2 separate regions of the Homo sapiens genome follow, and region 2 is linked to region 1. A link is a contact called in ENCODE Hi-C data. All regions are on one chromosome and are shown on one strand. Each heading gives the region's core, a stretch centred on a gene start or an enhancer-like site at or near the end of the contact. The rest is flanking DNA. Distances are from core to core; before and after follow the strand shown. Region 1 holds the start of TPR (translocated promoter region, nuclear basket protein). Region 2 holds the start of XPR1 (xenotropic and polytropic retrovirus receptor 1).

What was found. Hi-C counts contacts between places; a loop is a spot of excess contacts on that map. Pooled maps may share reads with other maps.
Region 2: a map of CD8-positive, alpha-beta T cell shows a loop between it and region 1 (18-fold over the local background). The contact joins the promoter of XPR1 here to the promoter of TPR in region 1. A Hi-C loop is called at or near these places in 2 of 168 maps with a recorded cell type or tissue (both CD8-positive, alpha-beta T cell), 1 of 37 single-sample maps with no recorded cell type and 8 of 50 pooled maps.

What each region holds. Positions count from the first base shown.
Region 1 is chr1:186,372,610-186,377,262 of GRCh38, forward strand. It overlaps TPR (translocated promoter region, nuclear basket protein), which reads right to left and starts at 2,644. Exons shown (of 51, transcript NM_003292.3): 1 at 2,269-2,644; 2 at 750-854. The coding sequence starts at 2,419. It overlaps ODR4 (odr-4 GPCR localization factor homolog), which reads left to right and starts at 3,229. Exons shown (of 14, transcript NM_017847.6): 1 at 3,229-3,365. RefSeq lists a silencer at 1,779-1,828 and enhancers at 2,389-2,688, 2,849-2,898, 3,069-3,258.
Region 2 is chr1:180,629,781-180,634,324 of GRCh38, forward strand. It overlaps XPR1 (xenotropic and polytropic retrovirus receptor 1), which reads left to right and starts at 2,242. Exons shown (of 15, transcript NM_004736.4): 1 at 2,242-2,490. The coding sequence starts at 2,422. RefSeq lists enhancers at 2,106-2,606, 2,607-3,107 and a silencer at 2,602-2,981.

The DNA of each region.
Region 1 (4,653 bases), core at 1,394-3,893:
TTTCTTAAAGCAGAAGCAGTCTACAGCCAGACCACCCTGAAGGCACCCCATCTCGTCTGATCTCGGAAGCTAAGCAGGGTGGGGCCTGGTCAGAACTTGGATGGGAAAAGCAAAGCACAAGACATATCATCCTCCTAAGAAATGTCAGGATCTTTAACATCTTGTGAACTTTCTAAAACTTAATGATGTAAGAAAAGTAAGAAAGAGATTAGCTATCAATCTTTTATAGGAATTAGGCCTTAAAGGGGAAATATCCTGAGATTCATAGATATTTATAAAAATTATTAAAAAATGGAGTTAAAACATAAATATAATGAAATCAATAGGCTTCGATTCTTCAACATAAAAACAAGCCACTCTCTACTTCTTTAGTTGCATAATGCTTTCACCTTTTTAAAAAGATTTCAAGAACTCTTATCTCATTTGATTTACAAAGCTGTCTAGGTAGACAGACATGTGGGTCTAACCATTTTATAAACAATAATCAGATACTGTTAAGATTTACATGTGGCAAAAGCAATTTTAATAGCAAAATCAGAATAAGAATCCAGACCTCCTGACCATTAAATTCTGTGTTCTCACAAAATCTTTACCACTAAGTGAAAAATCAAAATATCACCATAATAAAAACCAATGATGCTTAATCAATATTTTCATGTTTAGTAAGCAAATGTTTCCAAAGTATATAAAGGAGTCTCTGAAGATTTCGATACTCCGAGAATACTTACAAAGATGAATTAAATACTTACTGAGTTTCTCTAGCTCAAGCCGCAAGCTTTGACACTCTCGGGTTTCATTCACAAGTCTCTCCTGACTGTGGGACAACCTCTTTTCTATTTCAAAATACTGTTGTTCTACAGCAGACAAGCAAAAAACAAAAAACAAAATCAAACACATGTACATACATTGTGAATACTGTTATTTATTTCTAATAACCTTGATTTTAAAACTTAAGATACAGTATTAGAATTGTGCTCCACATAAGAGAATCTGAGTAAAGATAAATAGACTGAGCACTGAAAAGGACTTAAAGCATTTCCAAACGACTTACATGACAAAAAATAAAAAATAAAAATAAGGCCTAAAAGGGGCTTTACAAATCAATGTCTTCAAGGCAGGTAACCTCATTTATCTTAGTATTTTCTCCAGACATCAGTAAACTGCTTAATAAATAAAGTATTTATTACACGAGAAAAAATTGTTTAGACAAAAAAAAACTCCTTTGTTTTAAAAGACTTCTTTTATAGTAGTCAAGATATTACCTGAAAGCATAAAACTACTAAATATATGTAAAAGTAAATGTGTAAACTTTCCAAGGGAAGGGATTGAATATCATGTTCAGCATAGTATCAGGAACATGTAAGACATTCAATATTTATGGTGCAAATTAATAAATAGAATGCAATGTACTATACTCAGCTCTGGGATCAGAGAACTAATTTTCAAGGTCAATTCTGCTTGACAGTTACACTTTTTTTGAAGTAAAAACTTGTTCAGAATTTCCAGTCAACTTAGCAAGAACAGTATGAACCTCCCCAAACAAATGGTAAACCAAAACACATTAACGGGAAGTTTGTATTTTACTAATGGTAATGACTATATTCTTCATATTTTTTTCAAGGATGTTCAAGCCATTATTGTCAGTAACTTTCTTACTTAAAGGCCTACTTTAGGTAATTACAAGAAAATTTTAATGTTTTCTATCAAACTCCAACTTTTTAAGAGAAATCAAGATATATTAAATTTATGTACTGCACATTCACTGTGTTTCCAGCGCTCTTATGCACCTAATATTCATTTTTGTAAACATCTGATTCGTTCTGGAGCCACGGGACGACGCACACACTAAGAACAAGTGCACAGAGTGGTCAATTTGGCAAAGGCCTAGAATGCAGGTGCCTAGAAAATAGGGCGGAGCCACTATCAGTTGAAGTGCAACAAAACATATAAGGTACTCTAGGCTTAGAGAGATGGGTTCGCAGACTCTATCAAGTCTGTTTCCCGTCTGCCGGACGAAGGAAAATAAGCGTCCCTGTATGAGCCTACCCTAACTACAAAGAAAATGCTACTGAACTTAGATTCAGATTTTTTTTTCAAAGGCTTCTTATCAAACTGTAAGGAGCAGGAAAGCGAAGGCTCAGGATATCCACAGAGCCCAGGAAGTGAGGTTAACAGAGCGGTACCCAGTGCCAACTTGATGGGGGAAGACCAGACCCAAAGGGCGGGAGTCGAGCCCAAAACCAAGGACGGAAAGAGCATCTCACTTACCGCTCTCCACCTTAAATTTCTCATGCCGCCCCTTCAGGCCATCGATCTCGGATTGCTGATCAGCAAGGAACTTTTCAAGTTTGTTCTGGACAGACTTGGGCAGCTTGTTCAGCTCCGTGCGCTCCAGGACTTGCTGCAACACCGCCGCCATGTCGGTGGGGCCAGGGACCCCAGTGGCAGCGGCCGACGGGGTAGAAGCGGAGAAGAAAGGCGAAGACCAGCAGGACCCAGACGCCTGGGCCGCCGCCTCTATCACCTCGCTCGGTGGCTCGCGCGCGCCCGCCCGCCGGAGACTCCCGCGGCGGGACCCTGGGAAATCGAGTCCACCCTCAGCGGCAGCGTTTCAGCAACAGCACCTCACCGCCCGCGACCGAAGTGCGCGCGCAGCCGTTGGAAGCTACGAACCCTGGGAACCCGAGCTCAGAGGCTATCCCTGATCCTCTTGCGCACCCAATTTTCCGGCTTCCAGCTCCACCCACTTCAGGCCTTGTAGGGCTCTGGGAAATGTAGTGTTTTTCTCATTCTTTTCCGGGAGCCCAATGCTGCACCGCCCTCTCAGCTTCCGTTTTTCTCCCCGCTCCCCTGGCTCTCCTATCTCGGCCCCGTAACCGCTGTCCGCACGGTGGCGCCACATACGTACTCGTCACCCCTTGGCCCTCCCTGAAGAGCTGGTGACCTTACCGTCAAAGCCCCGGGATGCCATGGATCGTCCTCGTTGGCGGCTTCTGGACACTGAGCCACTAGAGGGCATCGGTCCCGGTAGGGCCGGACGGCAGGCTCCGGGATACCGCCACGCTCTCTATGGCGCCCAGAAGGGGGCGGGGTGGCGACCGCAGTCGCTTTGGCTGAGGCTCTGCGGGGAAGGGAGGGGGGGCTTTTACGTCATCAATCTGCGCCACCTGACTCCCAAGTCCCTGGCTTTGGAGTGGGAAGTGAGGTGTGGGAAGTAGGTCGCTTTCTGATGAATTCAGTGGCAGTGAATTGAGACCGGAGGGAATCTGGCCCCTAGAGGCTGGTACTTGGGCCCGAAACCCCCATCTCCGGCGGAGAGACCGTCCGAGGTAATTGTCTGCCACGAGTGCACATTCTGAAAACAGGTAAGTCAGCCTAAGTGTAGTGTGTGTGTGTGTGTGTGTGTGTGTGTGCTCTCTTTTCAAGAGAAAAAGGAAGGGACAGTGTTGGAACCATATGGACAGTCACTCCGGCACACACTTCTGACGAACTTACCTTGTGTGAAACGGCGTACCTAAATGGTTTTTGGTGGTGGGGAGGTGGCACTGAGTGATTCAGTACCCGGGAATTTAAGGACCCGGGTTAATTCTTCAGGAGGAGAATTAAAAGAAACCGGTAGCACTTTGAGTGTAGCCTATGTTTTAAATTTTTCGTTGCAGAAACGGTTACCTAACATTATATTGTTTTTAAAATTGAAAACTGTTGTAACTGAAGTTTTTAAACACATTGTTAATTTCTACAGTAACAGAACTTGTATGGTTCCAGATCATAATTCTGTAGTTTTAAAGCTCAATCCGTAGATTGTTTCGTGTTTACTCTTATGAAAGAATTTGTTAAATTATTCATTGTAAATAATGCATTCCCAGTGTCGTCTCTCTGCAGTTCCCACAGTCGTGGGCCTTCTGTGAATTGGTGATTTAGTTCTTATATGAAATTTATTCTTTTTCTCTAGTTCTTACTTTTGAATCATGTTGTGAAGCCGTCTAAGAAATATAAATGGAAGCATTTTATGATATTTTGTAATAACTAAGGAAAAATAAATCAACAGCGGAGCTTAAGGTTGATTTTTCCCCAAAAATATTTTTTAGATAAGCATTGTAATTAAAGTTGCTGGTATATGAAGTATTATGCTATGTCCTAAGCCCACAGTATTATCATACTGTTGATCTGTCATTTGGGAAATGTAGATTTTTCTGTACTTAGATTCACAGAATCCTAAAATTAGATAGGTTTTCAGATCTGCTAGGATTCAAATGCTTTATTTTATAGATTAGGAAACCAGAGCCCAGAAAGGTTGAGTTGTGTCAGTCACAGTGCTTGGACCACAAAGGCTTTGGCTGATATACAACATTTCTGGAAAATTATGACCCTATAAGGCAAAATACAGTTGTCCCTTGGTATCCGTGGGGCATTGGTTCCAGGACCCTCTCACCTGCCCACCCCATGGATATGAAATCCATGGATGCTCCAGTTCCTTATATTAAATGGTGTAGCATTTGCATATCTTAAATCATCTCTAAGTTACTTATAATACCTAATACAATGTAAATGCTATAGTTGTTATATTATATTGTTTAGGGAATAGTGACAAGAAAAAACATCTTTAATGATACAGATGTAATCATGCTTTAAAAAAATAATTTTTCAATCTGT
Region 2 (4,544 bases), core at 992-3,491, 5.7 Mb before region 1:
TTGAGACGGGGTCTTGCTCTGTTACCCAGGCTGGAGTGCAGTGGTGCAATCTTGGCTCACTGCAACCTCCACCTCCCGGGTTCAAGTGATTCTCTCACCTTAGCCTCCTGAGTAGCTGGGACTACAGGTGTGCACCGCCATGCCCGGCTAATTTTTGTATGTTTAGTAGAGATGGGGTTTCCCCATGTTGGGCAGGCTAGTCTTGAACTCCTGACCTCAGGTGATCCTCCCGCCTCGGCCTCCCAAAGTGCTGGGATTACAGGCGTGAGTTACTGTGCCTGGCAGGAAATTTATTATTAAATCTACTTCTGTGGATAAATTAAGTTGTCATGTCCTGGGTGGCAGGGCTCTGGATCAGGCATGAGAAAAATCAAGAATTTTAGAGCTAGTTTTGAGGGTTTCCTTACTTTCTTGGGTTGGGCCATGGTTCCAGAATTTTGTGCACAATTAAGGCATAGAGGTACGGTGCTGCTGGGAGCAGTGTGCCATGGTCCACCAGGGTTGCTACTAAGAATTTCCCATTCTAGTCCATGACTGGCTAAAGGCAGGAATCTCTTTTGTAGCTGTCCCTGGTTCCCTTTTCCCAGGCACAACATACAGCCATTTCCTTTCTGTGGTCTCGCCTCCTTCCTGGTAGCACACATATTCCTTTTTGCCTGTCTCTTTCTCCTGGCAAGGTTTACCTCCAGCAGAGGGGAATCTTTATGGTGAGCAGACGGAGGTCTGAGGTGAGAGGAGTCCTCACTCTTCTTTCTTTATTTTTTTGACCTTGATTACCCTTTCACCAGAGGTTAAGGCTTTTATACAGAAAAAGCCAGAAAGACTCATAGTCTATGCCTATTTTCCATCTTGTGTCATCCCTCTCCTGGGGAAATGATTGCAGAATCCCTATTGGCATGAATTAAGGGGAAGAGAAAGGGGAAAAAAGTACATGGAGAAAAAAAGACAACAGCAGAGAATGATATCTCAGAGCACTGCTCCAGGCATAGCAGTTCCCTAGTAAATCTTGAAATCTCATCAAAATTGTGAGGGTTAGGCTGAGCAAGGTGGCTCATGCCTGTAATTCCAGCACTTTAGGAGGCCTAGGTGGGAGGACTGTTTTAGCTCAGGAGCTCAAGACCAGCCTGGGCAACATAGCAAGACCCACATCTCTCCCAAAAATAAACAAAAAAATTAGTTTGGCATAATGGCATGTGCCTGTAGTCCCAGCTACTCAGGGGGCTGAGGTGGGAGGATGGCTCACAAACCTATGTGAGGTAAGGCTGCAGTGAACCATGATGGTGTGACTGCACTCCAGCCTGGGCAACAAAGCGAGACCAAAAAAAAAAATGTTAGAATCAAGGGACAAAGTACATGTAAGAGGTTTAGAATAGCACTTGGTACAGGAACAGTGAGTGCTCAATAAATTATTATTAGGTCTCCTCCACCCAGGGTAGGACCTGGGTTTCTGTCCTGAATTGGGACTTCCAAGACAATCACTCCCACACTCAATGTAGTACAGAGCTCTGTGAGTGATCTCTGCCCATGTTCCCCAGGGACACTTCAGCCTGGGTGCTGGGCCTGTTTCCGGTTTTACTGGGGTGGGCTTAGAGCTGTACTTCTACGGGGTTCTCTTTCCTCTCAACGTTGGTTTCCCTCCCAACCCTCACCCCCAACCCCAGGAAGCTCAGTTTACAAGTGCGGTCGGTACCCTCATTTGGTGTTTTTATTGGCTTTTCTGATAGCCCCTGGACTAGACAATTACATTGAAATTCAGAAGCAGCATGCACTTTTTGGCATTGATGTCTTTAATTAAATTCAATAAGCACTTATTGAGCACCTAGAGTGTGTAAAATACTGTTCCTTTAAATACATTTAGTCCTGAACTGTTTTAGCTTCTTAGTTTGGATTAGTGCTGATCCATTTCTTAAAGGTTTTATGAAGCATAAATATCAAAATGGAAAAATATTTGCACAGTTCTTTGTAAATATAAACGTCTTGTGTGGATTATTGTTGCTACAGTATTAATATTAACTGCAGTAACAACACTGCTGCTTCCCAGACAGGCGGTAGAAAGCAGCTGTAGGCCAACAGGAGCCAGACTGAAGAGATCCAGGGAGGTGCCTCCAGCACGTACGGCCCACAAGGGGCGGAGTCTTAAGAAGCGTACCCAAGCCCCACCCCTTACAGCACCCCCTTCGTCAGGGCGGTGTAGGCGGTTACCATGGCGATGACGTCCAGAGGGCGGGGAGGGGCGGGGCTATGGAGAGGAGGAGGAAGATGGCGGGCGGGCTGCTCTGAAGAGACCTCGGCGGCGGCGGAGGAGGAGAGAAGCGCAGCGCCGCGCCGCGCCGGGGCCCATGTGGGGAGGAGTCGGAGTCGCTGTTGCCGCCGCCGCCTGTAGCTGCTGGACCCGAGTGGGAGTGAGGGGGAAACGGCAGGATGAAGTTCGCCGAGCACCTCTCCGCGCACATCACTCCCGAGTGGAGGAAGCAATACATCCAGTATGAGGTACCGGCACGGCTGGGGTGTGGGAGGACTCGGAGGGGCCACCATCTCGCCAGTCCTGACGTCCACCGCCGCCTTCCGCTTCAGCTGGCTCCCTGTGCCCGGGCAGACTTTGACCCGCTGCCGCGGGGAGCCACTGCGGCATCCCCGCCGCGGCCGGCCGCCTCCCGGCTCCGCTGTCCTTCCCCTCCCCCGCAGCCCCGCTGCCGCCGGGGTAACGGATATGCAGGCGGAGGGCCGGGAGGAAAGGCGCTGCCCGGGCCGGGGCCGGGGCCGGGGAACGGTGGGAGGGTGAGCTGCAGGTGGGGGAGTCACGGTGCGAGGGCAGCCCCGGGTCGCGGCTGTTCCGCGCTAATCCCCTTCTCCCCACTCGCCCTGACCTCTCGTCCCCACCCTGGGCGAGCGCCCCCTCGCCAAGGTTAGGTCTTGTTTCTCTCTCTACACCTCTCACCAAGGAATCCTTGTCTTCCAAGAGAAGCCCCTCCAGTGATTTCCTTCATTCCAAAGAGCCCTTCGGCTTTTTCCCACTTGCCCACTGTTGACAAAGGCTTTGTAACGGGGTTGAAACTTGACTTAAGTGTGTATCACATATGTAGTGGTTATAGTTTTTGTAAACACGTTGTAATCAACTATTCTGCTTTGATAATAAGACTCTTTTTACTGATTGCATGAAGTCTACAGAGTAATAACATCTTTGTTTTTGCCTCTTGTTTTGGAATGGAGGGAAGAGAAAGGAGAGAAGAGAATTATTAACATTTTTTTATTTTCTGCTAAGTTTTTGCTAGCTGGGGAGAAAATTAGTATATTGTAAACAATATACCTTACCTGTGTATTACAGAAATCATGCTCCCCATTCCCTCCCAATTTCTGTGCTAACACTGCTGGAAGGTATTTAATAGATAATAAGGAACCTTACATTAATAAAGGGAAAAATAAAGATAATGAACCCATTTATATGTTCAGAAGACAAGATACCTAAGAGGCTTTAAGCATTGCAATAGGTTATTCTCAGTAGCTGGCAATTCAGCTCCTGGATAGAGAAAGACAGACTTATCTGTAACCTCCAGGAATTCACATCTGTTTTGTGTGCAGGAACAAAGAATATAAAATCAATATGAACACACATAACTTAGCTAGATTTTATGAATTAAACTATTTTAGTTCTCCATTTAATTTTTATATAAGTTTAGTGATAGGAGGTTTGGGCAATAGCAGTGAGTGTATTTATTCATATAGCCATTGTAATAATTGAAGAAGACAGGGAAAGAGATGCAGGTAGGTTAAACGGAATCTTGAATATTGTGAAATAAATTCACTTGCAACCTAGAGTATTTCATTATTGCTAGAAATGAAAGGCCTATAATTATTAATGCTTTATTGTCACTCAATTTCTTACAGTATTTTGTGGCCATGTTTTGTAAGAATGAGTGAAATAAGGGACTAACATTTCAGCCTGCAGAGTTGATTTATTGTTTCTAATAACATTTAGTTTTAAAACCTTGGCTAGAATCCAAGTGATGGTTTTTATTGAAAGAAGGGTATTGGTCTTTCATCTTTCTAGTAGTAATTTTCAGCACCACTGCCAGTTCTTCACAGAGGCACAGGATAGGAGCATGCTGAAGCACATCTTATATTTGTTATGTAGCATGGAATGCTTTGGGCAGAAGTAATAGTGGCTGGATGTATGCCATGATTCATTTTAGGTATTTCGACACTTAACTATTTCATGGAATTGTATTAATTTGCAATATCTGGGGCTGGAAGGAGAAGCATACGATTTAGTTTGAAAATGCAACCCTCTTAATTTGTAATGTCAGTTTTGTGGCTGGAGAACCACATTGATTCTGGGACTCCTCATTCACATAGTCCACTTGGATACTGTTCCTAAATGTTTACTGTAGGTTGGTCACAGAGGGGCAAAATTCCTGAGATTATGTTGTGTCTGCATTATCTTTCTCAGGGCAGTTATAAATTATGTTTTGAAAAATTCGTTTATTGTGGATAATTGAAATTTGATTCTGCGGAGAGTTCCTACTATATGGCTCCTGTCCTAGATA